2 separate regions of the Homo sapiens genome follow, and region 1 is linked to region 2. The links are chromatin loops, found by intact Hi-C in ENCODE. Cell type or tissue: OCI-LY7. All regions are shown on one strand.

What was found. Peaks named below come from ENCODE experiments on the same cell type or tissue, not always from the same donor. Only the 100,000 strongest peaks of a DNase experiment are listed, where the experiment ranks them.
Region 1: it touches region 2 in a loop (5-fold over the local background); 10 of 110 quality-filtered maps call a loop at or near these places.

The regions. Positions count from the first base shown.
Region 1 is chr21:15,734,251-15,736,750 of GRCh38, forward strand. All of the region lies in intron 1 of USP25 (ubiquitin specific peptidase 25), which reads left to right. Among named protein-coding and RNA genes, the nearest start is that of USP25, 5.5 kb to the left of the region's middle. In OCI-LY7, a CTCF peak has its summit at 1,370; no DNase peak of the experiment used is centred here.
Region 2 is chr21:15,513,430-15,515,929 of GRCh38, forward strand. No RefSeq gene overlaps it. Among named protein-coding and RNA genes, the nearest start is that of USP25, 220 kb to the right of the region's middle. In OCI-LY7, no CTCF peak of the experiment used is centred here; a DNase peak (open chromatin) is centred at 952; H3K4me3 peaks cover 1,603 bases; H3K27ac peaks cover 1,980 bases.

The DNA.
Region 1 (2,500 bases), 220 kb after region 2:
AACAATGCAGACTGGATTCAGGGTAAATTTCTTACTTAAAATAACATGTATTTTCCAATTTAGGATTATCTAAGGTTATAAAACTATACCATGCAGCATTTGATAGTTAACATTACTTAAATCACTTTAAATGTTACTTAAAGGAGGCATTCTTTATTAGGAATCAGTTGATTATCTTATTATTAGTATAAGACTTGATTTGGGCAGAGAGGTTTCCAGCTGTTTATTCCTTTTCTTATTCTTTCCTTTTCACACCTACTTTTGACTTGTAGACTCACATTGTATCCAGTCTTTTAAATGAATTCACATCATTTCTAATAAATATTCTGTTGATTTTCTTCAATATTATATGTATACAGTCCATATCCTTTACAAATACTTAATATTCTGACCTCTTTCTTGTCATTATTTTTACCACTTATTACTTTAAGATGACAGAATGCTACTACAATTTATGTTAGTTTCTATTATATATTGTTTCCTTATAATATGGAAATTTTCTTACATTCCTAAGTTTTATAAATGTTTCAAAACTAGATTTAGATGTTGACTGTCATGTCTTTTTCTTTGCAGTGAATGATATTTTATGTCAGTAACATAAGAACCATTTGTACATACGATATATGAATATTTACTATATAATCCGTGTAAGGCGCTGTGCTGAGCCTTCTTACAAACTTTTTTCATTTAATCTTTCCAACCACCTTATGAAGTGAGTGCTATTTTTCTCCTTTCTTATTGAAGCTGAAGAAACAGTATTGGAGAACTAAAGCAACATTTCATCTCTAGTATGTATTAAGGGTTGGATAAACTCAAAAGTCATGTGATACACAAGCCCCTGCTCTTAACCACAATGTTGTATCGTTTTGGCTGTCCTTGAATTCCTGATAAAACCCCATTTGGTCATGTTGCTTTACTATTTTAAATATGTTTCTATATTTAATATAATAAATTTAAACCTAGAATTTGGTATACAATTGGCCTTCTGTATCCACAGGTTCTGAATCCATAGATTCAACCAGCTGTGGATTGAAAATATTCTGGAAAAAAAAAGCATTGTTGCATCTGTACTGAACATGTACAGTCTCATTTTGGTCATTATTCCCTAACAATACAGTATAACAACTATTTATGTAGCATTTACATTGTGTTAGGTATTATAAGTAATCTAGAAATGATTTAAAGTATGCTGGAGGATGTGTGGATGTGTAAGTTACATGCAAGTATTATACCATTTTATATAAGGGACTTTGACATTCGCAGATTTTGGCCTCTGGGGGTCCTGGAACCAGTTCTCCTTGGATTCTTTAATGAGATTGCTTACAAGGTTTGGTGTGCCCATGAGGGCTATTAAGATAAGGTTAGCTCATAAAATGATTAGAAGGCTTTCTGTGTTTTCCTGTGCTTTTGGAATTGTTTAGTGTAGGATTATGTTGAGTCATTCAAAATTGGTGGTGTATGATCTTTTTTGATTTGAAAAATTAGATAGCGTTCAACTGAGGTACTTGTTACTTTGAAGATTTGGTGAACATGACTGTATCAGGGCTGAGCTGCTCATTTAGAGCAAATTTTAGGTAAAGTTTCCAAATTTTGCTTATTGTCTTTTAAATTTTCTATCTTTTCTAGGGTCAAATTTTAAATTTTTTTAGTTCTAGAAAATTCTAAATTTCATTTAGGTTTCTGTATTTATTGGTCTAAAGTTTTGTCCTAAATCTGTGTGTGTGTGTGTGTATGTGTGTGTGTGTGTGTGTGTATGTATGTACATATATATATATGTATGTAGACATGCCATTTTTTTTATCCCTGCTTGTTTTGTCGTCAGTAGTGTTTGCCAGATGCTGATCTTATTTCCTGCTTTTTTTTTTGAGACGGGGTTTTGCTCTCTCACCCAAGCTGGAGTGCAATGGTGCAATCTCAGCTCACTGCAACTTCTGCCTCCCAGGTTCAAGCAATTCTCCTGCCTCAGCCTTCTGAGTAGCTGGGACTACAGGTGTACACCACCACGCCCAGCTACTTTTTGTAATTTTACTAGAGAGAGGGTTTCATCGTGTTGGCCAGGCTGGTCTTAAACTCCTGACCCCGAGTGATCAGCCTGCCTTGGGCTCCCGAAGTACTGGGCAGTTTCTCTTTGTATTTCTAATGGATTCAATCCAAACTTGTGTTTTTGTCTTTTAGAATTTAACCATGCACATGTGGTGATAACTGATAAATTTAATCTTTTTATTGTCATCTGATTATCCATTTATTAGTCTTGTTTTCTCCATTCAGTTTTGATGGATAGACCAAATTTTCATTGTATCACCACCCCCACCCTTGTCTTTAACGTTTTCTTTTCAATTTTGGCTCTTTTAATTTTAAACAAATATATTTTTATAATATAAAATTTTGATAATATAAAACATTAATAGCTTTTTTCGGTAACATAAAAAATTAACTTTTTTCTCCACCCATTTGCCCCAAATTAGGTAAGACATTTTAGCATGTTTTTTCTTATGGTATT
Region 2 (2,500 bases):
ATTATTGCTCAGTTAGGATAGAGACCTTTCAGCAGGGTAATATGTTGTTGCATGAGCAGATTTTTTTAACAGTAAAAAAGAGTATTCACTGAGGTTTTATGAAGATTAATCGATACTCTGGATAGATATTAGATTAACAGTCTTCAGATCCATTAGAAAAAGATGGGCTCAGATAGTTTAATTTAATATTTTTCATTTTCCAAAGATTATTCATGTGAATATCCTTGATGAGTTCATTGTTGTCTTCAAGAAAAAGCCCGCGCTTCCTTTTAGAGCTATATAATCAAATGACCCATCAAATTAATTAATAGAATTTTAATCTAGTGCAGCTAGCATGCTAATTAACTTGTCAAGTATGTACACAAAGTCTCCATGAAAGTTATTTTTGAAAGTCTTTGCAAGTGTGTTATGTGTGATTGCAAGTGCATGCAGTACCTTTGAAGCAATACACAAGAACCTTGGAAGGAACAATAGCTGGTTCCACTGAAGGAGGAGAACTGGGCAGCTGAGAAGCAAGGGAAAAGGAAGACAGACATTTTAAATTATGTGTCTTTTGTATTTTGAGTTCTGTTCCATTAGCATATATTACTATTTTTAAAATTGTTTTAATTAAATATTTGCCCAAGATGCAACAAAAGAAAGAGAAAGGTAAGAGAGGGACAAGAAAAGGGTAAAAAAGGGGATGTGAGAGGGGAGGAAGAGAGAAGCAGGGAACGCTTAACATGCTGTTGTAACCCACTATTACAAAAATACCCTAATCTGAGATCCTCTTTCCTTCCTACTCTTCTCCCCATGAAAGTTCCACTCAAACTAATCTGAATCTAGTTCAAGTCCTCATCATCTCTCGCCTGGTTGACTGCCACAGACTTCTGTCTTCCCTGACTCTGATGTTATCTGAACCATCTGCAGAATAAAGATCTCTGCCTGCCCCGCCTCCATCATTCTCATTTCCTCCTACCTTACGCTTGAAACTCTAGCAACACTCAACTGCTTGTTTCTTTTTCAGCAGTGCATGTATTTCCTGTTCTTCATGCTATTGCTCCTGTGGTTATCACCACTTCAAACATGCTATGGCCTTCCTTTGCATTTATGACATTGTATTGTAATTATCTGTTTGTGTGAATATTTTCCTCCCTGGACTGCAATGGACTTTATTTACATTAGCAGGATCAGGGTCCACTCTTCTGTCAACACGTAAGGCTGCTCAACACGTATTGATCAACACTGGGAAAGACAGCGTCCTCCACCTAACTCTCTGAGATCTTATGAAAGGCATTTTAGCTGCTATTTCCCTATTTCATAAATGTAAACAGCACAATATACCAAAATAATTCATCTCTTGTGAGATTATCCACTAGTTAATGTTTCCATTCTATCTAGAACCCAAATGTGCTAGTATCCATATCATCACCGTTGACTTCCTCACATTTTTATTATGGAATTTGTCCAACCTACTCAAAAGTAGAGACAATAAGTAATGAGCCCCATGTGCCAATATCTTGACAGTTTCATTTCATGTATTCCCCAAACACCGATGTTTAAAGCAAGTCTCAATCACTGGAACGTTTTACCTGTAAACACTTAATTATACTTCTCTATCACAATAAGGATTTTTTAAACATAATGACCGTGACAGTGATTGATAGTCTATCTATGACATTATAATCTGTTTTAACATTTTAAATAATTATATTAGGAAGTCTAAATTCCAAAATCATTTTCAATCTGTTTAAATAATTGGGGCATCACTATACTTTTTGGACGTTTCTCTTCAGTAACTGGAAAGGGTTCGGCAAAGATTAACAATCTGCATTTTTGCAGATGGACAAGTACTGTGTGTTCAGGTCAGGCCTGAAGAGTATTAAAAGAACTCTGAGGAGGATGTTTCAAATATCCTGGCTATGCCACTCAAACTAATGCTATTAATCGGCTCCTACCTCTCCCTCAACTCTCATAGACACTAAATTCCTATCTATAACTTTTCAGCAAATATTATTCTCTTTACTTGAGTTATCAAAGATAGCCCCAGAGCAATGAAACTATTCAGTTCCAAAACCATCACATTTACTACGATTGTCACAACAATAATCCTTTCCTAAACGTATACATTGTTTTAAATGTCTCAGGACACTCAGAGTCAATGTTAGTTTAATTTAGTTACTTTAAAAAACGAAAGTTGAAGTCAATAAATCTCACCATGGGCAACCTGTTTCCTAGCTTGGGCTGCAGACACAACAATTTATCTCTTGGAGTTACCCGTAACTCTCTGGAGCTATATTTGTGACTGTCCTAGGAATATTAGCTAAAGCCCAACAAAGAGGTGAAAGTTCTGTTGCAGTCAAAGTGATACTTGTCCTTACAGAGAGTTAAAATAATATATCATAATAATAGAAATATAAAAAATATAGTAGGCATGTATATTTATATATGTGAAAGACTGAATACATATGAGTAGAAAATTAATGCCAATAATACTCAATGTACATTACTCCTCCTATCA